Linked DNA regions of Homo sapiens: region 2 is linked to region 1. Evidence: chromatin loops called from intact Hi-C (ENCODE). Cell type or tissue: PC-9. All regions are shown on one strand. Each heading gives the region's core, and the rest is flanking DNA. Links, peaks and the distances in the headings are about the cores only. Region 1 overlaps PLEKHA7 (pleckstrin homology domain containing A7). Region 2 holds the start of PLEKHA7 (pleckstrin homology domain containing A7).

Region 1 (15,191 bases), core at 4,535-12,534:
TGTTTTTGGGTTTTTTTTTGTATATTTTGTAGAGACGGGGTTTCGCCATGTTGGCCAGGCTGGTCTCAAACTCCTGACCTCAAGTGATTTGCCTGCCTCGGCCACCCAAAGTGCTGGGATTACAGGCATGAGCCACTGTATCTGGCCCAAACCTTTTTTTTTTTTTTTTAAATCATGTATATCCCATTAATAAATGAGCATTTGCCCCAACACATGTATGCTCATTTATAAATTATATACATACCTGCTGTGCTAATGAAAACACACACAATTGTAAAAGGATGGCATAAAAATAAACCTGAATAGGTGTTCTACTGTTTTCTTCTAGAACTCCGTGGGTCATCTTGAGCACCTCAGGATTGAGTGCTGTGCACTTTGGAGACCCCTGGTGTCCCCCAGTATCTAAGGAATGCTCTATTACTGCAGCGCAGTGCCCTGTAAGAGAGCGCACAGCTGGCTGGACCTCCAATTTCAGGTGCTCTGATTTTCAGAAGCAGGAAAGGCCCTGCCCAGCCAGCCCTCATGCTTTTTGTCTGGAGTTTTACCAAACTGAAGGAATCCCAGAGTGAAACACTCCTAGTTGCTTCTCTGGTTGCAGTCCTTTGCTGTTACCCCAAGGCCCCTCAGGAAGTTCCAAGAGTGTGCAGACATCCTGGGGTATGAGGGAAAGGCTGTTTCCTAGGCTTGGGTACAGCTCAAGGATTGGTGAGGATGTGGAGAAATTGGAACTCTTGTGTGTTGTGCATTGCTGGTGGGAAAGTAAAATAGTGCAGCTGCCCTGCTTTGGTGGTTCCTCAAAAATCTAAATAGCATTACCCTGTGATCCAGCCATTTCATGTCTAGGTATATACCCAAAGGAATTGAAAGCAGGAGCTCAAACAGATATTTGTACACTTAGGTGCATTGCAGCATTATTCATGGTAGCCAACAGGTGAAAAGAACTCAAGTTTCCATCAACAGATGAATGGATCAACAAAATGTGATATATACATATAATTGAATATTACTGAGCCCTGAAGAGGAAGGAAATTTTGACACATGCCACAACACAGAGGAACTTCAAAGACATCATGCTGAGTAAAATAAGCCAATTACCAAAGGACAAATTCTATGATTCCACTTTTATGAGATACCTAGAATAGCCAAATACATAGAAACAGAAAGTAGATTAGAGGTTTCTAGGGCCTGAGGGAAGGGAGAAATCGGGGGTTGTTGATAACTAAGAGTGCTTCTGTTTGAGGTAGTAACAAAGTTTTAGGAACATAGTGGCGTTGGTTGCACAACATTGCGAATATAATAAAGTAAGAATAAGACCTTAAACATAAAAGCAATGAGAGGTGGCTGGGGGCAGGGTTGGAGAAACAGGTAGTTAATTCTTTTGTCCAAATGCAGTGCACCTACTGATCAGATGCCAGGGTGTCCCTGTCCTTTTGGATACCTGCTGCCAGATTAGGGCTACTCGAATGGGACACTTGTGGCCACACCCTGGTCATTCTGACTGGCTGTACAAATAGCTCTCCTGGCTCCCCAGGGGACATGTTCATCAAGATTTAGGCCACAAAGTAGGGCCGTTTGTTCCCCCTCTTGCCCCTCTCCCCAGTCAGCTGACGACAGCTCCAGTGTTGCAGCCCAGCACCCCAGGATGGATGACACACCTCCCTGGTGCTCCATTGTCAGGGCTCTCTGATTTGCAGAAACAGGTAATAGTTTCTGTCTATGGTTTGGAATCATGAAGTAGGGCAAGACAAGTTTCTTTGGAGTTAAATTTAGGGCTTAGAATCCAGGGGGTGGCTGAGTAAAGCTGTATTTAACTCCTACTCCACCCTCAAAAAAGAAAAAAAAAAGTCCTAAATTAAGCAAGGTACAAGGAGCCTGCAGCTACCTCAACCAAATTGGAACACATACCTCTAAAAATAAAAGATGCTGAAGTCTAGAAAATACCAAATATGGTTATAGGTCAGGCACTTGCTTCTCTGCTTTTCTAATGTCACCATCCCTGTCCCAGTCCTGGAGCTGCACAGAAGTGGCATGGCCCTCCTCTAGGAGGACTGCACTGTGTACAAGGCCTTGTCTTTCCGTGATACATCCTGGGTCAAGGAGTGGAAGGCCACCTCATCTACAGAAAAGGAGGCTGAATCCAGAGGGTTGCAGTGGCTGCCTTGCTCCTCGTCACTCTGATTGTCTTGCAGTGGGAGGAACAAGTATGCATTTGCTTCTCTTGTATCTTTAACTCAGAGCTCCACTCAGTGCCATCTAGTTCCCAAGGCACCAGTAGCCAGGCCCCATATCTTGAGCACTGTGATTTTCTTTTTGTTGTTGTTGTTGTTGCTTCTGGGAGATGTGGGTACATGAGACATTCTTAGAAACACAAGTTCAGGGGAGGCTGCCAAAGGACCACATCAAGGTGCTTGTGGGCCAGGTGCAGTGGCTCATGCCTGTAATCCCAGCACTTTCAGAGGCTGAGGTGGGTGGATCACTTGAGGTCAGGAGTTCAAGACCAGCCTGGCCAACATGGTGAAACCACATCTCTACTAAAAATATAAAAATTAGCTGGGCATGGTGGTATGCACCTGTAGTCCCAGCCACTCAGGAGGCTGAGGCAGGAGAATCGCTTGAACCCAGGAGATACAGGTTGCAGTGAGCTGAGATCATACTGCTACACTCCAGCCTGGGCAATGGTATGAGACTGTATCCAAAAATAAGGTGCTTGTGGCTACAGGCAGAACTTGAGTTCTCAGGGAGCGAAGACTTAAGGTGGTTTTGGGTCGTGAGTGTTGCACAGTGGAGATAATAACCACGGTGGAAAGATATTGGGCACTTACTGCTCATTGACTGGTCGCCAAGAGTCTTTTTACACAAGTGATCTCACAACCACCCCATCAGGTGGACACTGTGATAATGCCCATTCAGAGTGAGAAAACATAGGCTAATTAGCCCCCTCATGGCCACACAGCCAGCGAGAGGCAAAGATGGGATTGGAATCCAGGCAGTCTGTCTCTAGCACTTTGCCACCATGTACATCAGTCATTTCTGCCAAAGCCACAGGGCTGCCTCCTCATCTGAAGCACAGGGCACTGTTTTAGGAAAAAGAATCGATTAAAGGTTGACTTGCTTCCCCCCATTTCCTCCCTTCTGAAGTGGGAGTGGGATCAGCTTGATTTTGCAACGTAGGCTCCTGCTTTATACCTGGTGTGTTGTGGTCAGGCCCCACAGGACATATTCGTCATGCACTTACTATGTGCCAGACCCTTCCATAGGTGTTTTACTCATGTTATCTCACAGCAGCCAATGAGGCAGGTGGTACTGATCCTAATTTACAGGTGAGAAAACTGAAGCACGGAGAAGTGAAAGACTTGCCTAAGTTAAATCACGAATTAATGGCATAACCTGAATTTCATCTCAGGACCATCTGACTCAAAAGTCCATGGCCTTCTCACCCCCTCTCTGGAAGATGCCATGGGTCTGCTGTGACCTTCCACACACCGGGCCCTGCCAGAATCCTGTCTCTCACTTTGATGATGCCAGGGTGTGTCTGAGGACCAAGGTTGAAACAACTCTGTCCCCTTCTGGGGATGATGCTGCCCAGGGGAGAATAACAGCTCAGGATGTCACCCTCCAGGCACAGCCAGGGGTGGGTGCAGGGTTGGAGGGCCTCTTTTCTGGGCCACTTCTCCGGTTGCCTGTAGCCCGTAATTGTAAACTCTCTGGAGCTCTTGGCTGCCTGGCTGGAAGCTGAGGAAGGCTCATAGCCTTTGAGAGGCCAGGGCTGGTGTGAGAAGCAGGTACTTTTCCCATCTTTGAGTCTTACTCTCCGATGAGCTGAGCATAGCCTGGCGTTAGGACCACCTCAAGGCGCTTGGGCGGCCTTTCCACAGCCCTGCCTGGCTGAGTCGCCAAGATTCTGTCCTTTCTTCTGGAGCCTTGGTCATCCTAGTGAGTGGCAGAGAAACCAGCTGGGACTGGGGATGGGGACAGGGTGGTTTGGGGACCTCACTGAGGAAACTTCGCTGAATGACCCGATTTTTCTAAAACTTGAGGGTTTTGTGTTTTGGATTTGGAAAAAAGCTGATAATGAGGAGGAATGTTTCAGAGAATCAAGCTTTTTAGACAGAGACCCCCTCTTGGGCACGGGGCAGTGGCCTTCCTTGAGTGGGGTGGAGGGGGACTTGCTGGCTGGGTCTCTTGTTGTGGAGGAAAGACAGGCAGGGGCTGACGTGGTGAAACGAAGCTGGAAGTTTCAGGATGAGCTTGGGTTCAAGGAGTTGTGGGTAACTGGAGTGAGAGCTGCTTTCCCAGCCTAGGCCAGCCCCCTGTGTGCCTCGGTGTCCCCATCTGTCTGTTAGGGGTGAAGGTAGGGTCCCTCATGGCAGTGTTCCCACCCTAAGGCATTGGGAGGCCTCAGCCATGGGGTGTAGCTGTTACACAGTCGTTGTTGTTTGTTATTTATTATTTAAGCACCTCTCCTGTGGCTGAGCAGGGACCCAGGGGTTGAGTATCACCTTGGGCTGTGGCTCCCCTTTCTCCTCTTTGCCCTGCAGTCACCTGTTTATAGTTAGCACCTACTGTTGCAGGGGACTCTGTGCTGGATACTTCACATGGGAAGGTCACAGATGAGGGAAGGGCCTTCCTAGAACCCCTAGGGCGACGCTTGCCTCATCTGTGACCTTCTGCAGTGCTTGTTTCTGCCCATGGCGGTGGAGGTGGGTGGGGTGTGTATGTCTCCTTCTTCCCCTGCCCCCCAACTCAGAGCTCAGGCAACGTTTGAGTAAATACAGGGAGAATTTGGAATCTAGATGGCTTATCTCATTCCCACTTCCTGGCCCAGCTCAGGCTTCTGGGGCCCATGCCTCCTGCTCTGGGTGCCAGGCACTTGGGAACAGTAGCATGTTTCTCCAGGGCGGGTGGGACTTGAGTCCTGGACTTGGGTCCTGGCTGTGGAAGCAGGGGAGCTGGTGGGGGTGCTATGCATTCTGGACAAAAGGGAACAGGGTCAGCGTCCGGGAGTGAAGGGGGCCCCTGAAAGGAACGTGGCCTAAAGTGGAGAGTGAAGCCGGAGCAGAGCAGGGCGTGAGAACCTGTGTGGATGTGGAGGCGTGTGTGCACACACACAGCCTGGGCCAGCGAAAGGAGGGCACAGGAGTGAGGTTGGGGGGCAGGACCTGCCACTGCACATCTTCTGGTCTGTCAGTAGATCCCTTGGGGGGCAGTAGGTTTTAGCTCTGACAATCCTGCAGCCTTACCTGGGCTCCTTCAGTTGGGCTTGGCCCGGGGAGGCAGGCCCTGCCTCCTGGTACCTGGGGGGAAGTAGGTACAGTCCTCCAGGGCTGCTGAGGGGAGCCCGCAACCCCCTCCAGAAGCAGGTTTTATGGGAGAGCTTTAGCCAGGAACCACACACTGATAAAGAAGTGTTTTCATTCTCAGGGGCGTTAATTAACACAGATTAGATTTCAACTGAGTAGGCCTTTTGTTGCTCCAGCCTTTCTATCAAGGTGGTTTCAATACCACTGTGGTTTCACGGAGCCAATTCAGGTTCATTATTCTCATCTGTTACTATCCTGGGTGTTCAGACCTGATGTTACTTCTTATGGCTCTCCTTAGTCCACTTTTTCAAACTTGATTCACTATGGGCCTGGCCTCTCACACATCACCCTCATTGGGTGCTGAACCTGAAAAAAGATAATCCAAGCATGTAGGCACATTTCTTGGCTCTGTGAATTTTATTAAACGTTTACAAACATGTTTTCTGCAGTTTCCTGAGGTAATCTGGCACACACAAGACAGGATTTGAATTTTCTTTCCAGTTGTCATGTTTTTTTAACAGTTCCATCCATTCCCACTGACTGGATGGAGAGAGATTGAAAGTGGATAGACATGGGAGCTCAATGATGGGAACTCATGAGAGCAAAGAAGGAAACAACAGACACTGGGGTCTACCTGAGGGGGAGAGAGGGGAGCAGAAAGATAACTGTTGGGTCCTGGGCCTAATACCTGGGTGATGAAATAATCTGTACGACAAACCCATGTGACATGTGTTTACGTATGTAACACACCTTCACATGTACCCACAAACCTAAAATAAAAGTTAAAACAAAAAACAAAAAACGAAACAACAGTGGTGTCAGGGAAGCTGGGCTAACGTCTGAAAGGGTGCAATGGCAGGTGGCCAGCCAGCAAGTGTAAACAAAAGGAGCTTCCTGGCTTAGGTAGGGCTCTAGGCCTCTTTCCCCCCACCCGCCTGTACCCACCCCAGCATTGACACTTCTGTTTTTCCAATGGGTACTGCCCATTCTGCTTCTGGGTTACAGTGTTCATCTTTCTTCTTCTTTTCAGTATGTTTTGCTCTGGTTACATCGGCTGTGCAATTGAGCAATTAGCAAAGTAGAAAATAAGTCACCTATAATCCTACCATCCTAGGATTATGATAGCTACGATTTTAGCATATTTCCTTCTAGATTTTGGGGACATTTTAAATATTATTGAGGTCTTACATTCTCCATGTATACATCTGTATATCTTGCACTTGCAGAATAGTTCTTTTTCTTATTGCAGAAATAATGCATATTAGACCGTAGAAAATTTGGGAAATACAGAGGAAAAGCACAGAGATGGAAAGTAAAAACTATACTAATTATTCCTCCATCCAGAGTTAATCACTCTTTGTGGCTGTTTGCATGTCTACGCTGCCAGTCTTTCCTTTCTCATGCATATACGCACATTATTCCTCACCACAACTTGGAATCATGCATACACAGATATTCTTTTTTCTGTTTTTACTTAAAAAATCCCATAAATATTGCATTATGATACAAAGTTTTCCTCTGAAGCGTGACCTTTTTTATTTTAATTTTTATTTTTTTGAGACAGAGTCTTGCTCTGTTGCCCAGGCTGGAATGCAGTGGTGTGATTATGGCTCACTGCAGCTTTAGCATTCCGGGCTCAATTGATCCTCCCACCTTAGCCTCCTGAGTACGTAGGACTACAGGTGTGTGCCACCATGCTCAGCTAATTTTTTAAATTTTTTGTAGAGGTGAGGTTTTGTCATGTTGCCCAGGCTAGTCTTGAACTCCTGGGCTCAAGCAGTCCTCCCACCTTGGCCTCCGAAAGTGCTGAGATTACAGGCGTGAGCCACTATGCCTGGCTGAGATATGATCTTAAAAAATTATTGAGGTAAGGCCAGGCACAGTGGCTCACACCTGTAATCCCAGCACTTTGGGAAGCCGAGGTGGGCCGATCACGAGGTCAGGAGTTTGAGACCAAGTTGGCCAGCATGGTGAATCTCCGTGTCTACTAAAGATACAAAAAATTAGCCGGGCGTGGTGGTGCATGCCTGTAATCCCAGCTACTCAGGAGGCCAAGGCAGGAGAATTGCTTGAACCCAGGAGGTGGAGGTTACAGTGATCTGAGATTGTGCCATTGCACTCCAGCCTGGGCAACAGGGCGAGACTCTGTCTCAAAAAAAAAAAAAAAAAAAAAAAAGAAAAAAATTATTGAGGTAAAATTCATGTAATATAAAATTAACTATTTTAAAGTCAACAAATCAGTGGTGTTCACCACATTCATGGTGTTTTACAACCATCATCTCTGTCTAGTTCCAGAATAGTCCCATCACTCCAAGGTAAAAACCCTTATCTGCTAAGCCAGTTTTTCCCATTTCTCTCAGCTTCTGGAAACCAACCAATCTACCTTCTGTCTCTGTAGACTTATCTGCTCTGGATATTTCATATAAATGGAATCATACATGAGATAATTTTTAATGGCTGCTGGATATGCTTTTATTGATCGATTTAAATAAGCCTCGGGTCTTCAGCATGAGGTCTTCTCATCATAAAGCTAGATTCTGTCATATGGATATACCAGAATTTTCTAACCAATTCCTTGTTTTTGGATACTGAGATTGTTTCCAGTTTTTTAATGCCATAAGTAATAATGTGTTGAACATCTGTATGCCTAGACCTCTTTTTGTATCTCAGATTAACAAGAACATGTATTCTTGAATATCCCCATGGAATTTAGTTTGAAAGTGGTTGTGAAGTAAACCCCTTTTTTGTTAGTTTTTTCTTCCCTTGAATGAAAGGCTCTTGCCACTAACCTTTGGGCTCCCTGTTGCTTACCTGAGTCTTATCTCATCCATCAGAACAATTCCTTAGCAGGTGACTAATGCTGCGCCTAAAGCCACGGGGGGAGGTGATAATGCCTCACATTACACAAAACTTAAACCTACCACTTTCCTTGGGATCATCTGGGCTGTCTTTATCTTTCTGTTCTTCAAGGCAGTGTAACTTTTGCATTGACTGGTTAAACTGCTTTAGATTGAGTTGACAGGGCTGGCCAGTCCTTGCAGAACATTATAACCGCCAGAGACCTCAGGTAAGTGTGATATGCTGCTTCCTGTCTCTCATCCAGGTGCAGGAAGCACCAGAATAAAGCTGGCTGAGATGTCTTTTATAGACAGATTGTGGATTAGGGCCCAGGCGGGAGTAGACTTCATACCTCCTTTGGAATCCAGGACTATGAGGATTTCCCTTTATCCCTGTCACAGACCTGGATTAGGTATAACTAAAATACAAGCTATCTTTAAATCTTACTGTGGCATTGTGAGCGTGGGATTATTGAAGGACCATTAGCTGGTTCTGTTAATCAGTAGAGAGAGCCATGGAACTAGCTGGTGGGAGGAACACTAAACTGAGAGTCTATCTTTGCTGTGTTATGTGACTTTGGGAAAGGTACTTCTCCCCTCTGGGAACCAAGTGGTTCATACTCTAAGTGGGTGTTAACTTGTCCTGGGGGATTACTTCCCCCTTCAGAATTGCACTTGCTAGTGCCTGGTACAGAATGAGTATTCAACACGTGCATGTGGCTGGGCATGGTGGCACAAGCCTAGAGTCTCAGCTAATCCAGAGGCCAAGGTGGAAGGATCACTTGAGCCCAGGAGTTCAAATCCAGCCTGGGCAACATAGCACAGCCCTGTTTCTAAAAAATAAAACAAAATAGGTACGTATGTGTACACACACATACGTACATACTCCTCTGAGCTGCTCTGTTATGAGAAGAGAATATGATTGTTTTGCCTGGTCCCTGTGGAAAGTACAAAAAGAACATATTTCCACAAACTAGGCTACTGCGTGTGGTCACTTACCATACTCATCCCTAACTTTTTTGTTTTTTTGTTTTTGGTGACTGGGTCTTGCTGTGTTGCCCAGGCCTACCTTAAACTCCTGGGCTGAAGCGATCCTCTCCTGAGTAGCTGGGACTACTGGCACACCCCTGCTTTTTAAGTGACTATGTATGGTCTCTAGAATCCCCCTCTTTCTAGATAACCAGGTCTCTAACCATTCTCCAGTCATTTTAGATCCCTTCGGTGGTTTTACTAAGCCTGCCTTAATTTTAGATAACTGAGAACTGAACTTAAAATCCCATTTTCCCCCAAGCCCCCATTCTAGAGCTTTCTGGAGGTAGTCTTCACTGTCCTTCCATTGTGGACTGCTGGCTCATGTTTGGCATGGCCTGGAGGGGAAAAAACAATAAAAACTTAGAGCTCCATCTAAGCAGTTATTTTCTTTAAGCTTCATCGATTCTGAGCTTAACTATATACATCATCTCCTCTATTATTCTGAAAGCAGTGGACTTATTTGATTAACGCAAACACCTAACTGAACCTCTACTGGGTGCCAGGCACTATACTAAATGCTGGGGAATAAAAAATGAGTAGGTCATGGTCCTTTAAGCCCAGTTCAGTGGGACAAACAGGTAAGTAAACAACCATAAGGCAACAAGTATCTTCATGAGTATTTGTATAGAACACTTTAGGGACACAGGGGCAGTTTATTCCATGGGATACAGAAAAGGGAATGCTCAATAGGAAGCAATATTTGAACTGGGCCTTGAAGGATAAGTAGGAAGTTGCCATGTTGATGGGTAGCAGAGGAATACTCCAGGAAAAACCATTCATTCATTCAGCAAGTCTCTCCTGTTAGCCTGCTGCAGCCTAAGCATCAGGGTTCATTGGGGGTTTCAGTTTTCTTCTTTGTATTCTCTAGGGCGCCTAGCATAGTGCTTTGCGTTCAACAGTTGTTTGGGAATTATTTGAGTAAATAAAAAATCCATCTGATAAGGGAATTAAAAATTACTCTGACATTTGCAAAAACTGTTTCAAATGAAACAGTATATGTGAAAATAAAGCATGAGGCCAGGCATGGTGGCTCATGCCTGTAATCCCAGCACTTTGGGAGGCTGAGGCGGGCGGATCACGAGGTCAGGAGTTTGAGACCAGCCTGGCCAACATAGTGAAACCCCGTCTCTAATAAAAATACAAAAAATTAGCCGGGTGTGGTGGCGGGTGCCTGCAATCCCAGCTACTCCGGAGGCTGAAGCAGGAGAATTGCTTGAACCTGGGAGGCGGAGGTTGCAGTGAGCCGAGATTGCGCCATTGCACTCCAGCCTGGGTGACAGAGCGAGACTCTGTCTCAAAAAAAAAAAAAGAAAACATGAGACAACTGTAAAGTATGTCGTTAATATTTAACTTTCTTGTTGTTTTATTTTGCTATCTTCCAAAGAAATTTATTTGAATAATTTCTGTGACCTTTCAAATAACTAACAGCATCCAGCATCCTATCTTATTAGTTTTTGTTTTTTTTTTTTTAAAGACAGAGTCTTGCTCTGTTGCCCGGGCTGGAGTGTGTTGGTGTGATCATAGATCACTATAACCTTGAACTCCTGGGCTCAAGCAGTCCTCCTGTCTCAACCTCCTGAGTAACTGAGACTATAGGTGTGCACTACCACACATGGCTAATTTAAATTTTTGTTGTTGTTGTTGTTGTTTTTGTAGAGATGGAGTCTCACAGTGTTGCCAGGGCTGGTCTTGAACTCTTGGCCTCAAGTAGTCCTCCTGCCTCAGCCTCCCAAAGTGCTGAGATTACAGGTGTGAGCCACTGTGCCTGGCCATTATTGGTTCTTTATTGTTTGCTCCAATAGTGCTGGATAAGAAAACATTTATAGTGATATTTTTATTTTATCTTATTTTTTGGCTATTGTTTAACAAAATATGTAAGGCCAGAAACCCTACAAATCCCTCTTGCCTTGTGGAGTGTCCTCTATCTTTGCATTGTTTGCTTCTCAACCAGTGAAGCCCTGAAATTTCCATATGACTCCCCAACTAATTGTAGCTTCCTGTGTGTGTGAGGGGTCTGTTTCTGAACTTTATATAAGTTTCTGTTCAGTCAGCCAACTTTCTAATCATGATAAAGGGCAAATTATTGTTTTATAAACCTTGTGCCATTTGTCACATTCCTGTCTTACCAGTTTCTTAAGGGAGAGGTGAAAGAAACCCATAAGCACCCTCTAAATCTGCTTTGCATTTTCCTGCACAGTGAAGAATAGACTTTTCATATGTTTGAACAGAAAAATAAACACAAACTAGAAAAACACTGCCCTTTCCAGTCAACCAAGTATACTTACCTTTAGGAGGCAGTGAAAGTGGTGCCCTTAAATACAGAATTATTTATTCAAATATTAAGAATTAATAAATAAAGGGCTCTAATATAAACTTTGTGTAAGTTTTTCTGTGTATTTCAGTGCAAAAAAATATGTAGAGCATAAAATGAAATCTACCTGTCAAGCATGTGATCCAGAATCTTGGTTTTATTACTATTCTGGAAAGCCCCGGTCCTTATCATTTGGTTTAGCTTATTTAATCTTTTAAATTGGAAATAGTGTACAAAATTGTTCTTATTGTGTTCATTTTCTTTTGGCACAAGATCTTAGGACTTTAAGTCTTACAGATTATAGTCACTGTAGGATTCACAAAAGAACTTTCTTATAACTTTCTTTGGATTCTTCATACTCATTTAAAATTTCTTATGTTCGTTTGGTTAATCAGTACAAGGCATTTTGCTGATTACTGTGAAAAAGACCAAGGTTTAAGACTGGTCTCTGAGATTGTAATCCAATAGGAACTAATAGTATCCTCACCATGCCTTTACCTTTGCTGTTTCCTGTGTCTACAGTGTCCTTTCATTGTCCCTTCCTGTGCATCTGGCAACTTAATCCTTAGCCTTTAAGGCATAGCTCAAACTTCACTGCCTCCATGAAACTTTTCTTTGACCTCCCTGTGTCATTTAGGGCAAGGGTTCCCCAAATCTTGGGCTGACCCCTTGGTGGGGAACCTCAGAATTATTGTAGTGTCAGTTGTCAAAAAAATACTATTTTCAAATATATGTAGATGCCATTGTGAAAAAGCAAATTAAAAATTTTTTAAATTTAGTTAATTCATGAAAAAGCTTTGTTGGATACATAGAGGCTTTGTTCTCTTGTGTTTTTAAAGTCAAGAAATACTCAAAGTATAATTACAGGTTGAACATTCCTAATGTTGATAAATCTGTAACCTGGAACTTTGTGAACACTGACATGGTGCTCAAAGGAAATGTCCATTGAAACATTTTAGATTTCAGATTTTGGGGTTAGGGATGCTTAACCAATATGTATTCTGCAGATATTCTAAAATATGCAAAAACCCCAAATCTGAAACACTTCTGGTTCCAAGCATTTCAGGTAAAAGACACTCCACCTGTATTATGACGAAAGTCTGGGAATTTTTTTTTTTTTAAGTTAAAAGTAACTATTCCTATTTGTATTAGTTGGGGTTATGTTTAGCTGCAAATGATAGAAACTCTGACAGAACAGTGACTGAAATTGATTTCTCTTTCACATGAAAGTCTGGAGGTTGTCATCCCAGAACTACTGGGCTGGTCTCACAAAGTCTTCTGGGCCCCAAGCACTCTATGTTTTGCTTTTCTGCCCTCCTTAGCAGAAAGGAGCTTAATATGGCTGCTTGAGTTTTGCCGTCATTTTTATTCCAGGCAACAGTGGATAGGATCACCTCCCTTTCCCCTCTCACTTCCTTAACACACACAGTTACCCCTTTAGGAATACCCAAAGTCCTGCATGGTCCTTCTACCTACATCCATTCATCGGGACTTATTCACACAGCTACTCAGAGTTGCATGGAAATGTCTTTATTCTGGGTTATAAGGTGCCCAGCTAAAATTCACTAAAAATCCTTGCTGAGGAGGAAGAGGGGAACTGATCTTGGGGGACCTGTGTGTATCCATTTTGGGTCAGGCTGGGCCCCACAGATATAGTGCATTAGCACTCAGCAGTGTGGAAGGCTATTTCAGATCACAGTCCAGGTGCTGTGTGATACCTCACAGGTTCCATTCCTCAGTTAGACCTTAGTTTCCTCTGAAATCATACTTGTTTTGTCTCATAGGGATGGGAACTAAAGATAAACAGAAGCACAGAGATGCTAGTAATTAGATATGGTTGAGTATTTATGGATAAACCTTCACCAGCACTTTATCATCCAGTCTCATCCCTTTGGAGCTCCCTAATTTATTCTTCCTTTCTTTAAAATATGCAGCTCTGGACCAGCTCTTCCAAGAGGCATTCCCTGATTAAAACTGACAAGTTACTAACCCAGAAATGTCTCTAACCATCTCCTTTCCCATATGGTTTTGCATTGCCTCTAAACTTTTACGTTTTCATTTACATAGCTTACCTAGATGATGGCATGACCCTGTGGATAAGAGTCTGGGTCTCAGAGTGAGATTGCCTGGGTTTGTATCTGAGTTCTTTTACTTATCATCTCTGGGCCTCCGTATTTGCATTATACATGGGAACTAATAAAAATATCTATCTCATAAGATAAGGATTCAGTGAGACAATCCAGGTAAATCACTTAACCTAGAGCCCAGTTCGTGGTAAGTGCTTGGTAGAATGCACCGTTATTGTTGTTGTCTTCTTCGTCATCATCATCATCATCATCGTCATGATGTCTCCCCTCTTAGACTGATGGAGAGTATTCTCAGCCATCCCTATTCACTCAACTAATGTCAACTGAACACCTTCCCCATGCTGCATGGAGGAGGCTGAAGGGCAAGGTGAAACTGCCTGGGTTCCTATACCAGTATTCCACTTTCCAGCTGTGTAACACTGGGTAAGATACGTAATGCTACCAGGCTTTGTTTTTGTCTTTGCAATATGGATGATAAACTTCATAAAATTATGAAGGATTAAATGAGATAATACAGATAAATTCTGTCTGACACGTAGCAAGCACTCAGTAAATGTTATGATTAAAAGAATAGAAGGATGTTGGGGACTGGTTCCTGGCCCTTGGGGAGCTAACAGTTTTGAAGGTGAGGCAGGCCTGCGATGGATGCTTTCTACACAGTGCAATGAATGCCAAGGTAGAAGGATTCCTGAGTGTCGTGAAAATGCAGTGCAGAGAAAGATGTAGCTGGGGAAACATGAACGAGGAAGTGAGGTGGGGAGGAAACACTTTATCTATAGCATAAAGGCCTGGGAGTTAGGCAAGGGTATCTGAATGAGGGGAAAATGTTTGGGAAAATGTTTGGAAAAAGCTGTTCCATGCAGGGCAGCCCTATGTGCATTGGCTTGGAGATGTGAATGGCTCAGGCTGAGGGAATGGGCAGGTGGAGGGAATGTGGCTAAGGGTAGGCATGTGAGGCTAAGATATCTGTGGGGCCACAATGGCGAGCAGATCAGGCTGGATAGTACTTGAGCATTAGATTGTGGAAGGCCTGCGGACCATGCTTAGGAGTCAGGACTCTATTCTGTATCCAGCAGAGATTTCCTTTTATGAAAAAAAAAAAAAAAGTCTTATCTCTTCCCAAAGGAGAGGAAGTAGGGACATACATACCCTCTTCTTTGTGGGTATGCACAGCCTTCTTATCCCTTTGTTTCCAGCTCCCTGGAACATCAGGGGACAGCTTTGCACCAGGAAGAACTGGGATCCCTGAAACTTCCTGATTGGGATCTCTTTCCATCATTGCTCTGGGTGTTCTTCTTTCATTTCTTTGAAGGCTAGTATGCCTTAATTTGAGACTTCACCCGTAATGATATTCATGTCCATGCCCATTGGTTCTATTTTCTTGCCTCACAGATTCTAGGGCGTGGTATATAGCAAAGGATAAAATCCTTCTCAGCTCTTGGAAAATGGTTCTCAGCGCTCTGTTCTCCCACTGACTCCTCTCCCTGCTCCCTCCCTTCTCTGTGCTCCGCCCCCGCCCCCCGCCCCACACACACTTTACTCTGCCTTCACTCCCCCCTTAACCATTTGCTGTCTGGTTTTCATCCTCCACTCTCTGAGATCTGCTTGGCCTCCTACTCACCAA
Region 2 (15,191 bases), core at 6,879-14,878, 60 kb before region 1:
GTGAGATGATTGAGCTTGACAGACAGTAAGGGCTATGTAACTGTTAATTTCCTTCCTTCCTTTCCTAGCTGTCTTCCCTAAACTCAGCCTCCTGCCACCTGCCACAAGCTACCTACCAGAAGAGTTCACGAGATGCCACGTGCTCCCACTCCATGACAAGTGTGTGGAGGTTCTCCCTTCATGATGACTGCCACAGTGTGGCCTGGGCACCAGGGTGAGTCCACAGTGGCTGGGGATCCTCCTGAGTGTCTTACAGTAGATGTGGAAAAACAAGCACAGGACCTTGTTTTCACAAGAGGGAGGAGGCAGATCTCCTGCTGAGCCTTCCACTTTTGAGCATACCAGCTCTGCCCTCTCTCAGTTTCTCCACCTATAAATGCAGCCAATTTCTAAAAGAGGACTGACAGGCAAGCCAAAGGGGACCTTTGATCTGGGGGAAGTGCTTAGGGCTGGAGGTCAGGAGTCATGGATTCTAGTTCTTCCTGGGTCCCAAAGGTCCCTTTGGGTCCTCAGACAAATACTCCAGCTCCTCACTTTATAGAAAAAGAAACAGAGAGCCGGGGTGATGGCTCACACTTGCAATCCCAGCACTTTGGGAGGCCAAGGTGGGTGGATGCCCTGAGGTTGGGAGTTCGAGATCAGCCTGGGCAACATGGTGAAACATTGTCTCTACTAAAAATACAAAATTTAGCCGGGTGTGGTGGCAGGCACCTGTAGTCTCAGCTAATCGTGAGGCTGAGGCAGGAGAATCGTTTGAACCCAGGAGGTGGAGGTTGCAGTAAGCCGAGATCACATCACTTCACTCCAGTCTTGGTGACAGAGCAAGACTCTGAAAAAAAAAAGAAGAAAGAAGGAGAAGAGAAGAAGAAGGAGAAGGAGAAGAAGAAAAAGAAAAAAACAACAACAACAACAGAAGGCCAAGGACCATCTCTAAGAACCGTACCAGTTTAAAAGTCTATGCATCTCTGATCTCTCCCTTATTACGCAGGACAGAAAGTGAGCTGCAGGACCCCCACCCCCACCCACCTCACCATTTGCTATCACTGCCACCTATGTGGTCAGCTGAGGTTGTGTGCACTTAAGGAGTTGGCTAGGATACAGAGGGGAGCTGGGTCTTCCCAGGGACCCAGGCAGCCCTTTTCTTTTCTTTTTTTGAGATGGGAGTTTCAATCTTGTTGCCCAGGCTGGCGTGCAATGGCGCGATCTTGGCTTACAACAACCTCTGCCTCTCAAGCAATTCTCCTGCCTCAGCCTCCCAAGTAGTTGGGGTAACAGGCATGTGCCACCATACCTGGCTAATTTTGTATTTTTAGTAGAAGCAGGGTTTCTCCATGTTGGTTAGACGGGTCTCGAACTCCCGACCTCAGGTGATCCACCCGCCTTGGCCTCCCAAAGTGTTGGGATTACAGGCGTGAGTCACTGCGCCCGGCTCAGGCAGCCCTTTTCTATCTGTCTCTGACACTGGTCCCTTCAGGACTCTTTCCATTTCCCCCTCATCATCCTTAAAGCTGCACAGCAGTGTCCAAGATCAAAACTTCTCAAGTACTCTCAGGCTCATGAATGGATAGGAAATGCCCAACATATACTAGATTCTCAAGCAGGGTGATGTCAGTCCTTCCTCCTCAGCAGTATTATAAACGATCGTTAGTGCTAAAACTAACATTCTCTCCAGATGGCTCAAATGCAAGTTCTCTCATCGAATCCTTACACTAACTCTTTGTGGTAAACATCATTACTCCCATCTTACAGATGTTCAGGGTAAGTACATATCTAATAATCAATGGAATCAGGACTGGGAATTTATGTCTGTGTGGCTTCTCTGATCACACTAGACTGTGGCCACACAAAAAATACCAAGTAAAACACTATACGGCAGAGTTTAGTTTTAAGTAACTTGATAGGATGTCCAAATCCAAATTGCTTCATAATGGAGACCTGTTGCTAAAGCAGGGCCATGTTTATAAGAAGAGGTGTTTGGGACCTTTATTTATTTATTTATTTATTTATTTATTTATTTACTTATTTATTTTTTGCCTTAAATGCTGTAAAGTGTTTTCATGTGCTCTGCAATATATTGAAAAACAACGACCAAGACTTGTGGATTGTGTTCTGAGGATGGGTTGTGGATGCTGTGGGATATGGGCCTAGGTGTGTGTCTGAGTGCTTTGGAAAAAGAGGCAAAGACATTGATATCTGGAGTTGCCAAAGCAGTGTGACAAAGCACATGCTGCATGGACCCTGAGCTGTGCAGCAGTACTTTAGGGCTGTGTCAGTCTAAAACCCCTCTACAATGTGACAGGTGTGTGGGTTTGTATTTCCCTGTGGGTCTGGGAAGCTGACTGAGCCTGGCTAGTGATATGATAATTGGAGTGGAAATGACAATAGGATGGCCTGTTAAGAAGTGTTGGGGGGTGGTGGGGCAGGCACTGTGGCTCAAGCCTGTAATCCCAGCACTTTGGGAGGCCAAGATGGGAGGATTACTTGAACTCAGGAGTCCAAAACCAGCCTGGGCTGTATAGCAAGACCTTGCCTCTACTAAAAAAATTTAAAAAAAAAATTAGCCAGATGTGGTGGCATATGCCTGTAGTCCCAGCTACTTGGGAGACTGAGGCAGAAGGATCCCTTGAGCCCAGGAGATGGAGGCTGCAGCGAGCTGATATGGCACCACTGTACTCCAGCCTAGGGGACAGAGAAAGACCCTGCCTCAAAAGTAAAACAAAACAAAAAAAGAAGTGTTTGGGCCTCTTAACTTTTTTCTCTCCCTCCTGAAGAAATTAGTCCAAGAGCCATTGGAGGGTGTGAGCAAGGCATGTGTTGGATGTGTGTGTGTGTGTGTGTGTGTGTGTGTTTTGGGGTATGGGGAGAGGAAGAGGAGCCTCCTATGCCAAAAGGAGGGTACCAAGGAGGCAATGCAGGTGGGGGGGTGCCCTCGACAGGGATGGCTCTGCTTAAGGTGTTGGCACTCCAGTGGGATAAGGAAATTGCCCAATCAAGGTGGTAAGGCAAGGAAGGCATTTGTGGGGTGGGTGTGATGACATAGACCAGGAGTTGGAACAAGGACAGAGTAAGGGGGGGTCCAAGTGTCGGGGGGATGGAGGAAGATCTGCAGTGTGGTTGATGTGGGATGTCAGAGCCTTGAGTAAGGTAAGGCGGGCATCTGCATGAGGAAGGCACCCAATGGAATACTGGCTACATACAGGGGGATTGATCAAATGAGTACATTAAGAATCATGAGAGCTAGGTCTCTCACTGTTGGAGAAGTTACCAGGGTATTGTATTAGAATTGGAGGTCTTGGTGTGAACTTACAGTTTTCAATATTTAGCTATATATCTATATGCAAATATAGAAATCATTAAATATATAAATGTGTGTAGAGCTCTGCCCACTGAGAAGGCCTGGAAATAGCAACACCCTAATAGCATGAGCATACTTAGCACATACATCTTGGTTTTTGAACACCATTTTCCAATAAAAGAAACTGAGGCTTCTTGGAGAAATGGCTGAATTTACAGCAAAGTGTAAGATGAGCCTGGAACATCTTAATGTACCTGAAAGCAAGGAGGGACTCAATGAATGATAGTGACATTATCAAATGAACACAAGAGCCAGCTCCAAGGGCTCACACTGGCAAGATCTGGGACAATTTGTGTATCAAAATAAATACCCATAGAAACAGATTATAACTCATTGAATAAGAGAAAACTGTGTGCATATGCAGACACGAATAAATGAATACACTGAATATTTGGTGAGATGTGGCATATTTACATGGTTTTAAAGCATCTCTTTGCAAAATATTTATTTCAAAAAGTACAAAGGGGAAATGAGTAACTTCATAGTAGAGAGGCTTGACAGGAGCCATCACAATTAAGGGATCAAAGCGAATATCATCAGTAATCATCAGGGATAACCTGAAGGCATGTGTTGCCTGATAGGGTGCAATGAGAAGAATACAGCATCCCTTATGTGATATTTCTCCCAAAGATGCATACAGTAAATCTAATCATAAGGAAACATCAGACAAACACAAAATGTGGGACATTTAACAATATAACTGGCCTATGATCTCTAAAGGTGTCAATGTTGTAGTAACCAACAAAAGACATCAGGAACTGTTACAGAACGAAGGATGTAGATACAACTAAATGCATCCCATGATCCTGAACTGAATCCTCATGCTGGAAAGGACATTGTTGGGATAACTGGGAAAAACTGAATAGGGTTTGAAGATAAGATTTTAGTAATATGGCAACATTAGTTTCTGATTTTGACTTTTGGTGTTTGTAATGTGATCACATAGGAGAATATCCTTATATGTAGCAAAAACATCTTAAAGTGTTGGGGAGGTGGTAATGAGGCATCATATGCACAACTTATGTGTCAAATATTTACAAAAAAAGTTCTTTGTACTATACTTGCAACTCTTCCACAGATTGTAAAATGAAAATTAGAATTAAAAAGAGAAAAAGTGTCAGGGAGAGTGGGCTTCTTGGCTGAACCAAAAAGGAAAGGGGATGCAGCCCCTGAGCTGGCAGTGCTGCAAACAGGCTGGGGGGTTGGGAACTGAAAGTCTGGGGCTGGGGGGACAAGCAGTCCTCATCTGAAGTTACAAGGCAGAAGGCTCATGGGCAGGTGGCTTCCGTTCTTCCTGGAAAGCCCTCTCTAATTTGAGAGCAGCAAGGTACTACTTGTTGCTATACCAGAGACCCCCAAGAGGAAGGGACTGTGTCTTACTGTGACGGTTAATTTTATGTATCAACAGGAGTAGGCCACGGGATACCCAGGTATTTTGTCAAACATTACACTGGGCATTTCTGTCAGGGTGTTTTAAATGAGTTTAACATTTTTTCAATTTTTTAACCATTATTTTTTTGAGATAGGGTCTCACTCTGTTGCCCAGGCTGGAGTGCAGAGGCATGATCTCAGCTCACTGCAGTCTCAACCTCCCAGGCTCAGGCAATCTCCCACCTCAGCCTCCCAAGTAGCTGGGACTACAGGTACATGCCACCACGCCCAGCTAATTTTTTTGTTTTGTTTTGTTTTTGTGGAGACAGGGTTTTGCCACATTGCCCAGGCTGGCCTTGAACTCCTGAGCACAAGCCATCCACCTGCTTCCACTTCCCAAAGTGCTAGCATTACAGGCATGAGCCACCGCGCTCACATGGCCGAGTTTAACATTTAAATCAAGAGACTAAGTAAAGCAGATTGATCTCTCTGATGCGCGCATGTTGGGGGGCCCACCGATCAGCTGAAAGTCTGAATAGAATGAAAGGCTGACCCTTTCCCAAATAAAAGGGAATTCCTCCTGCCTGACTGCCTGCAAGCTGGGATGTGAGGTTTTTTTCCTGGCCTGAGGGTAGGAATTGCACCATTGGCTCTGCTGGGTCTCTAGCGTGCCTACTGCAGATCGTATCGGCTTCCAGAATCACGTGAGTGAATTCCTTATAATAAATCTCTCAATTGGTTCTGTTCTCTGGAGAACTCTAATGGTTTATTTTCCTGCTATCTCTCTTTGCTTACATTGTCTCCTACTACGGGACTGACACAAAGTAGATGCTTAAGAGAAAGTTTTTAAATGAAAATATAAAGGCAGAGGGTGATTACGTCAGAGGCACAGAGAATAGCATGGTGGTGGGAACAAGGGTGAGAGATGAAGAAACCTTAGCTGACCTTGTGGGGTCCTTTCACTGCTCTGGGACCTGTGAACGTCTTGTATGGATGCTGCCTGCTCCCTACCGCTTTAGGACCAAATGTTGTGTATGTATGTCTGTTGTGTAGTATGTGTGTTGTGTAGTATGTCTGTTGTGTAGTAATAGAACAATTACACTGAGACAGCAGGGATGTAGTGGAGAACGAGTTTAATGATTGCAGGGTGACAAGTGAGGAGACAGGAGGAGACCCTCAAATTTATTTTTTTGTGGAGTTTTGGGCTGGAGCTTTTAAGGGGATTGTGGAGGGTGAGGGGCTGGAAAACTGAAGACATTGACTGGTTGGGCACGGGGGGGATGAAAAGCTCAGGATGTGGAAACTGCATTCTTTGGTGAGTCAGCTCTTCATGGGGTCCTTCAGACCAGTAGAGTCAGTAGTTTTATTAGTATGTAGGACCTGAAGTACTATTTCAAAGGAAAAACTTAACATTTTATAATGTTTAAGTTGTCTATAAACATTATAGTCCAGGGTCTATGTGATTCCAGGGTCTACAGTCCAGGGTCTATGTGATTCCAGAACAATAGACACCAAATAACTATGAAGAAGCAGGTCAGAGAACAAGTTGATCTCATGATTCATACTGAGTGGACTACCAATTGGTTTGTTTTTCTTTCTCATCTTTTTAAAAATTAATTTTGGCCAGGCGCAGTGGCTCATGCCTGTAATCCCAGCACTTTGGGAGACCAAGGCGGGTGGATCACCTGAGGTCGGGAATTCGAGACCAGCCTGACCAACATGGAGAAACCCTGTCTCTACTAAAAATACAAAATTAGCCTGGCATGGTGGCACTTGCCTGTAATCCCAGCTACTCGGGAGGCTGAGGCAGGAGAATTGCTTGAACTCTGGAGGCGGAGGTTGCATTGAGCCGAGATTGTGCCACTGCACTCTAGCTTGGGCAACAAGAGTGAAACTCCATCTGAAAAAAATAATAACAATAATTAATTTTATAGGCCTCACACAGTGGCTGACACCTATAATCCCAAAACTTTAGGAGGCTGAGGCGGGCAGATCGCTTGAGCTCAAGAATTTGAGAGCAGCCTGGGCAACATGGCAAAACCCTGTCTCTTCAACAAATACAAAAATTAGCTGGATGTGGTGGCACCCACATGTAGACCCAGCTACTCAGGAGGCTGAGATGGGAGGATCACTTGAACTTAGGAGCCTGGGCTGCAATGAGCCGTTATCTTGCTGCTGCACTCCGGCCTAGGCAACAGAGTGAGACTGTCTCAAAAAACATTTATTTTTTAAAAAATATAATGTATAGGGCTAGTTTTACAACCACCATCGCAGGTGGGAAAGGAGCGGGGCTAACATCAAGGACTATGCTGGGTGTTCTATCTTCAGGTTGGAGTCATTGATTGTGTTCTATCCTCAGGTACCTGCAGTGTTCCTCCACCCCCAACCCTGCTTGCTCCAGAGCAGCTCTTGTCTTCCAGCATTTAAAGCATCCACTTCTCCACAATACTGAGAACGCCCTAGGGTGGGGACCATGGTGTATAGACCATTGAAGTGCTAGAATGTTGTAGTATCTACTACCAACAGATGTTCAATAAATAAGGATATGTGGTGTGTCCAAGGTCACAGAACTTAGTGAGAGGGCAGCACCCTGAGTCCAACCCAGATCTGTTTGACCCCAAAGGCCATGCTCTTCCATCATGCCATGCTGTCTCCTTGAGAGTAAAGGAGACTTTTTACAAGAGAGTAACGAATTATTGGTTACCCGGAAGCTGAAAATTCCTGGGCACATGTTTGGTTGACTGAATCACATTTTGATTTATTTCTGAACATGGACTATTTTGCATTTAAGTTGATGGCTTAGTGCCATGTACATCACGAGCATCTAGTGTAAAATAAAGTCCTTCACCAGGGCCAATCAAGAGAAAGAGCCTCTGTACAAAAAGTGCCTATTATCACAGTTGATGGTGCTTTGTCCTGAGATAATTAGGCTGGAAAGGGCCCTGGACAGGTGTTGGAGTCTGGTCTATGTTACATAACTAGCCATATGATCTTTGGTCTTTAATGTTTCATTGTTAAAGAATGTTTCTGTTTGTCTAAGAGAGATACTCTCAAAAGAAACATTTGGTTATTTGTAATTTTCTAACACATTTTAAAATAATTTTTAATTTTGAGATAATTATAGACACATGAATTTGCAAAGATAATAGAGAGGTCTCTGTTTACCCTTCACTCAGTTTCCCCCAATGGTTACATCTTATTAAACTACAGAACAATATCAAAACCAGGAAACTGACATTGATACAATGTGTTTATATACTTCTGTTATTTTATTTGAGTGTCAATTTGTGTATAACTATGATTGCAGTCAAGATAAAGAATTATGGTCAGTGCAGTGGCTCATGCCTGTAATCCTAGTACTTTGGCAGGCCAAGGAGGGTGGATCACTTGAGGCCAGGAGTTCAAGACCAGCCTGGCCAACATGGTGAAACCCTGGCTCTACTAAAAATACAAAAAAATTAGCCAGGCGTGGTGGTGTGTGCCTGTAATCCCAGCTACTTGGGGGGGCTGAGGCATGAGAATAGCTTAAACCTGGTGGTGGAGTTTGCAGTGAGCCGAGATTGTACCACAGCACTTTAGTCTGGGTGACAGAAGGAGGCTCTGTCTCAAAAACAACAACAACGACAACAACAAAAACAAAACACAAAACCCCAGAAAAATATAGAATTATTTCATCACTACAAAGATCTCCCTCATGCTATTCCCTTGTAGTTACATCCTTACATCCTCCCACTCCCCACCACCATCCCTAACTCCTGGCAACCACTAATAATCAGTTCGCCATCTCTACATTTAAAAAAAATATATTTTGAGAACATTATAGACCTTTTCAGATTGGCTTTTTTTTTTTCTCAACATAATGTCTTGAGATCCATCCAAGTTGTATGTATCAATTCCTTTTCATTACTGAGTTTTATTCCATGGTATAGATATATCACAGTTGTTTAACCATTTACCTATCATAGGACATTTGCTTATTTCCAGTTTTTCCCTATTACAAGTAAAGTTGCTGTGAATAATTATGTACAAGTTTTTATGTGGAAAAATGTTTCATTTTTCTGGGATAAATGCCTAGGAGTGTGAATACTGGGTTATATGGTAAGTAAGTGTTTAGTTTTTGGCTGGTCTCAGTGGCTTGCACCTGTAATCCCAGCACTTTGGGAGGCTGAGGTGGGTGAATCATTTGAGGTCAGGAATTCAAGACCAGCCTGGCCAACATGGTGAAACCCTGACTCTGCTAAAAACACAAAAATTAGCTGGGCTTGGTGGCATATGCCTGTGATTCCAGCTACTCGGGAGGCTGAGGCAGGAGAATTGCTTGAACCCAGGAGACAGAGGTTGCAGTGAGCTGAGATTGTGCTGCTGCACTCCAGCCTGGGTGACAGAGTGAGACTCTGGCTCAAAAAAAAAAAAGTTTCCTTTTTAAAGAAACTGCCAAACTATTCTTCAGAGTGGCTGTACCATTTTACATCCCACTAGCAATGTATGAGACATAAAGTTTCTCTGCATACTCTTTTGTCACTATTTTTTATTTTAGTTTCTAACATATAATTTTGAAAATCAGTGATAGGCATTGAGTTTTATTGATTACATATTTTGGCATTTATTGAGATAATTTCAGTGTGTCTCTTATTGGACCTATTAATGAATTGTATTATTCTATGTATCTATATGTATATGTTTTAAATGATAAAAAGATCAAACAGTATGAAAGGGGAAACAAGGTAAAGTAAATCTCGTACCATTCCTATTAGAGTTTCCCTCCTCAGAGGCAATCACTTTACCTGATTCTTGACAGTGTAGGGACTATATCTGTATGTTAACAGTAGCATATCACATGCACAGTACTGTAGCCTGCCTTTTCACTTTATTTATTTATTTATTTAGAGATGATGTCTTGCTCTGTCACCCAGAATAGAGTGTAGTGGCCCAATCATAGCTCATTGAAGCCTCAACTTCCAGGGCTCAAGTGATCCTCCCACCTCAGCCTCCCAAGTAGCTGTAACTATAGGTATGCGCCCCATGCCTGGCTAATGTATCTTTTGTAGAGATGGAGTTTTGCCATGTTGCCCAGGCTGGTCTTGAATTCCTGGACTCAAGCCATCCTCATGTTTCAGCCTCCCAAAGTACTGGGATTATAGGTACAAGCCACTGCATCTGGCCCATTTAATATCTTACAGACCATTCTATATCAGTACGTAGGGATCTATTCTCATTCTTTTTTACAGCTTGCATAGCATTCTGTTTTTGTTGTTGTTGTTGTTGAGGAATGTGCCAGTTTAATCAACCAGGTCTTTTTTGATAGACATTAAGGTTATTTCCAGTTCTTTGTAATTACTGACAATGCTGCAGTGAATACTCTAGTACACTGGAATTTGTGCCCCATGTAAGCACTAATGTAGGATAAATTCCTGACATGAAATTGCTAGGTCAAGACATTGAGGTTGGAATAGCTGTGCCAAATTGCCTTCGAAGAGGCTCAAACATTTTAAAGTCCCATCAACAATGAACAAGAATGTCTTTCTCTACAATATCTTTTCTTTCTTTCTTTTATGAGACAGAGTTTCACTCTGTCACCCAGGCTGGAGTGCAGTGGCGTGATCTCTGCTCACTGAAACCTCCACCTCTAGGGTTCAAGTGATTCTCCTGCCTCAGCCTCCCAAGTAGCTGGGATTACAGGCATGCACCACCATGCCCAGTTAATTTTTGTGTTTTTAGTAGAGACAAGGTTTCACCATGTTGGCCAGGCTGGTCTCGAATTGCTGATCTCAAGCGATCCACCCGCCTCAGCCTCCCAAAGTGCTGGGATTACAGGCGTGAGCCACCACGCCTGGCCAATATCTTTTCTAATTTATCTTTTCCAATCTGACATCTAAAAAAATAGTATTTCACCGTAAGTTGCAGTTCTTCTATTATGAAGTGGCTCAGTATCTTTTCATTTGCTTAAAAGTTATCTGTATTACTTTTCTATTAACTGTGGGTTCATACCCTTTGCCCATTTAATGTATTATTTAAAATCAATGTTTAGCTAGCAAAACACCGCTTTCCTATTTTCATTTGCTCAACAACCTCCTCAGAGGCAGGAGGTTCCTTCAGACAGGTGTCCCCCGTCCTCTGCAACCAGTTACCTCTTCTAACTCATAAATGCCTCCTTCCCCAACACCACTGTCTGTTCCCAAGGAAGGGCCCCTTTATGGTCTCATCAACATCTCACAGCCCTCCCAAAATTATGTGCATGCTCTCCCATCCCTCCCCTCTGGAGTGCTCTTTTCCCAGTCAAACCTAACCAGTCCTTCAGGGTCCAGCCTAATTCCACCTGTTTGGGCACCTTTCTGAATAACTAGTGCTCACATTGCATACAGTCTCACTTTCAGGCGCGCCTCCTCCCATCAATCAGAGCCTATGTCCCGAGAAGGCTGGGCCTGACAACAGCTGGAGCCCAGCTGCTGCTCTGTCTTTGCTCAGTGTGTGTGTGTGTGTGTGTGTGTGTGTGTGGCCGGGAGTCTGAGTGTGGAGTATGTTTCATTCACTCATCCTGCAGTTTTTTTTTTTAGACTGAGTCTCGCTGTTGCACAGGTTGCAGGGCAGCGGCGCGATCTCGGCTCACTGCAACCTCTGCCTCCCTGGTTCAAGCGATTTTCCCGCCTCAGCCTCCTGAGTAGCTGGGATTACAGGCGCCCGCCACCACGCCCGGCTAGCTTTTGTATTTTTTTGGTAGAGACGGGGTTTCACCATGTTGGCCAGGCTGGAATAGAACTCCTGACCTCAAGTGATTCACCCGCCTCGGCCTCCAAGAGTGCTGGGATTACAGGCCTGAGCCACCGTGCCCCACCCCATCCTACAGTTATTGAATGCGTAATGCATACATGAGTCAGGTGCTGTTCCAGGCATTGGAGACCAGGCAGTGTATGAGGTAGATCAAAGCCCCTTCTCTCATCCAGCTGACATGTTGGAACTAATATACAACAAACAAGACAAACACAAATATCAATTAAATGTAAACAAGTAATGAAATAGCGAGGGAAGGAGGGGAAGGATTTTCTTTGCAGAGGGCTCAGGGAGGGCTCCCCGAGGAGATAAGATAGGAGTAAAGACCCGAATATGAGAGGGTGCCGCCACTGCAAAGAGCTTTGCAGGGCCCCCTAGAGGCCCCGCCTGGCCACCGCTCTTCCAGAGATGGACGTGCTGCCGAGCCCTCAAAACCCCTTTTTTCTGTTACTTGACAGAAACTGAAGGCAAGAGCTTGCGATCCCTGCAACCTCAGTGGTGTGTGGCGGTAACCCTGCTCCCTCCTGTTTCACATCCCAGCTGAAAACTTGGGAAAATGAAATCGCGCTCGGCCTGCCGTTGATAGAGCACCTACTACATGCCATGGTCCGGTTAAGCACTTTATGCGATTGTTACTTCATTTAATCTACACAACAATCCCGTGTGGACTCGATTAACCTTACAGGGGAAGAGAAGGAGGCTGGGAATATGGCAGGAACCTGAGTGTTAACTTGGTTCACACACAAGCGGAGTTCCCGGGTCGGGAAGTTCTGTGGTGCGGGTCGGCTGGGGTTTACTGAGCGTTCGGGCGCTCGCCGTTTTCGGAGTTGGTCGGGTCCAACCGCGCGCCCCGAAGCTGCCCAGGCGCGCCCGCCAGCGGCCCCCGCCAGCGGCCCCCCGCGCCGCCCGGGTCTCCCGGCCTCGGGGGCAAAGGGGAGCGCCGGTGCCAGCAGGCTGGGGGCGGGGAAGGCTCGGGGACAAAGGCCGCGGGCACTGCGCTGGGTTGGCCGGAGCGGCTGCGAACTCCGGGCGCCAGGACCCGGCCGGGCGGTCGCTCCCTCAGGAGCCCGCGCCTGGATGGAGCGCCTCGCGGCGCCGCCGGGCCACGCGCAGGCCGAGCCCCCGCCACCGCCCCCGCCTCCGCCCCTGCCCGCGCCCCCGCCCCCTCCCCCCCACCCCGCGGCGGCTCCGCGCTCGGCGAACATGGCGGCGGCGACGGTCGGGCGGGACACTTTACCTGAGCATTGGTCCTACGGGGTGTGCCGGGATGGCCGCGTCTTCTTCATCAAGTGCGGCGCGAGGACCCGGGGACGCGGGGACGCGGGTGGGGGCGCGGGGGCGGGGGCCGGGCGGGCACCCGGCGGGCTGTGGCGGCGCTAACAGGTGCACCTCTCTGCCCGCAGTGACCAGCTCCGCTGCACGACCTGGCTGCATCCGCGCACCGGGGAGCCCGTCAACTCGGGCCACATGATCCGCTCAGGTGGGCGCCGGGCCGGCGGGTGGGGGGCGCGCGCAGCGGCGGCCCAAGTTTGACCCGACTTTTCTGGCGTTTCCGCAGACCTGCCCCGCGGCTGGGAGGAGGGCTTCACGGAGGAGGGCGCCAGCTACTTCATCGAGTGAGTGAGTGGGGCCGCCGCGCTCGCACCTGTGCCGCGGGGGGGGGGTCCCTCCCCGTTCCCGCCGGGCGCCCCGCCCTTCCTCTGCTCCCGCCGGCCCGGGCTCGTTGGCGCGCGCTGCGCCGCGGCCACACTCAACGTTTTGTGTGCCCAAGTTGTTTGGCGGCCTCCGAGAGGAAGGCGGTGGGGGCCGCACCTACGCTGGGGACCTGGGCCGGGGGGGAAGAGGCCGCAGACTCTGCGCCCTGGACCTTGCAATCCGGCTGGATTCGGGTGCTGGTGTGCGGGCTGGGCACGCCTCCCCTCTAGGGTCTGGGGCTGCGCCCCGCCGGGAGAGGCGAGTGCCGGGACCTGGATGGGCTCGGGTGGGAGGAGTAGAACGAGAAGTTCTGTCCTGGTGTGGGCCTGCGGGGTTGGAGTGGGGAGAGGGAGAGACTAGGGGAATCTCGCTTAGGAGGACGCCCCCTCTCCCGCCGCAGGCTCTGGGATGGTCTTGGAGAGTCGGAACCTCGCCCCCGGCCTCCATCCACTGCGCGGGCCTGCGGGGAGGGAGGGGGTGGGGAAGGGAACTGGTCAACCAATGACTTTCCTCGAGCGCTCCGCGTCTCTTCGGCCGGAGCTGAACCGGGGGATTGCTGGTGCTTCCGTTAGTCCACGGGCGACTTTTCCGCAAAAGCCCCGGAGTGTTGGCGCACCAGCCAGGTTACCCTGGGTCTGTAGGATCAGTCCATGTCAGATTGGGGCGCAGTAAGTGAAGGCGCGGGTCAGGCTCCTATGCCAGTACAGGCTTTGCTTTCCCACTCCGGCGGGAGTCTGTGTTGCAGCGTGTTTCCCTCTGCCTGCTGAGCTCCGGGAGGCCAGACACTGCCTTTGACCCCTTGCCCCAGTGCCGGACAGCAAGTAGGCACTCGGTAAATGTTTGTTCACTGAATGAATCAGCTCGCCAAAGGTCTGGACGGTGGTCTGACTAGTACTGACTGGGTGTACCTCGGCGACTGTGAGTCAGAACTACTACTGTTAGGAATAAAGCAGCCTATTTCAAGAAAACCCCGGAACCTCCTTTTCTGGTTTGGGTTCTTGCATAATAGTTGAAAATACTGATGGGTGAGATTTACAGACCTAAGGACTAGGGCCTTGCTGCGGTTCTATTGCCCTGCCTCATATGTGTGTATGTGAAGTTGGGGAGTTGGCTGGGGCCATCAGAGTCTTGCTGTCAGTGGGCCTCTCTGGCTCATAACTGCATCAGTTGATGTTATTACAATTTTCCTGTGTGCCACACGTTCACACGTTGTTCTAGGCATTGGGAACAAAAAACAGAAAAGTTCTAGGTGCTCATGGAGCTTGCAATCTAATAGGAGAGGGAAGGGAGTAGAAAATAAGTAAAAAACACAAATAATAATATCAGATCGTGGTTACTACTGTGCAGAAAGTTAAAATAAGGTGATGTGACATGGAGTGACTGGGTGGCTTGGTTGTACTGGGAGATCGGGATGGTGTTTCTGAATAGGCAACATTTAAAGTAAAATTTGAATGACAAGAAGGAGACATCATGTGATGATGAGTTGGCAAAGCATTTCGGGAAGAGCGAACAGCCAGGGCAAGGGCTTAAGGCAGAAAAGAGCTTGGAGTTTAAGGAGCAGGAAGGCTGGAATGTGGTGCACAAGGGAGAAAGTGGCATGAGGAGAGGTCACAGGTAGGAGAAAGGTAAATGCCGCAAAGCTTTGTGAGCCGGGGTGAGGAATTTTCATACTTTATTCTAAGCCCAGTGAAACGTCATTGGAGGGTTTTAAGCAGGGAAATGGCATGATTTGGTGTGTGTTTTTAGAACGATCACTGTGAGGAGATTGGATTGTAGGTGGCCACTGCAGGGGGAGGCAGGAGAGCAGCTGAGGCTGTTGCCCTCTTCCAGGCAGGAGTTAGAAGTGGCTTGCCTGAGGGTGGTAGCACAGTAGACAGGGAGTAGTGGTCACATTCAGGCTGTGTTTAGGAAATAGGCTCTTCACACCTTCATGATGGACTGAATAGTCTGTGGGAGAAAGAGAAGAGGCAAAGATGACTCCTCAGGGCTTGGGCACCTGAGT

The links. A loop is a pair of places that touch in the nucleus more often than their neighbours do. Peaks named below come from ENCODE experiments on the same cell type or tissue, not always from the same donor. Only the 100,000 strongest peaks of a DNase experiment are listed, where the experiment ranks them.
Region 2: it touches region 1 in a loop (5-fold over the local background); 15 of 110 quality-filtered maps call a loop at or near these places.

Annotation. Positions count from the first base shown.
Region 1 is chr11:16,949,983-16,965,173 of GRCh38, reverse strand. The region is part of intron 3 of PLEKHA7 (pleckstrin homology domain containing A7); the gene reads left to right. Among named protein-coding and RNA genes, the nearest start is that of SNORD147, 32 kb to the right of the region's middle. In PC-9, for the core only: no CTCF peak of the experiment used is centred there; DNase peaks (open chromatin) are centred at 4,683, 8,183 and 11,263; H3K4me3 peaks cover 869 bases; H3K27ac peaks cover 5,545 bases.
Region 2 is chr11:17,011,908-17,027,098 of GRCh38, reverse strand. PLEKHA7 (pleckstrin homology domain containing A7) reads left to right here and starts at 12,685. Exons shown (of 27, transcript NM_001329630.2): 1 at 12,685-12,783; 2 at 12,898-12,974; 3 at 13,053-13,110. The coding sequence starts at 12,698. RefSeq lists enhancers at 5,054-5,555, 14,162-14,923 and a silencer at 13,983-14,277. In PC-9, for the core only: CTCF peaks have their summits at 11,635 and 11,840 (motif pointing left); DNase peaks (open chromatin) are centred at 7,668, 11,578 and 14,068; H3K4me3 peaks cover 3,684 bases; H3K27ac peaks cover 4,766 bases.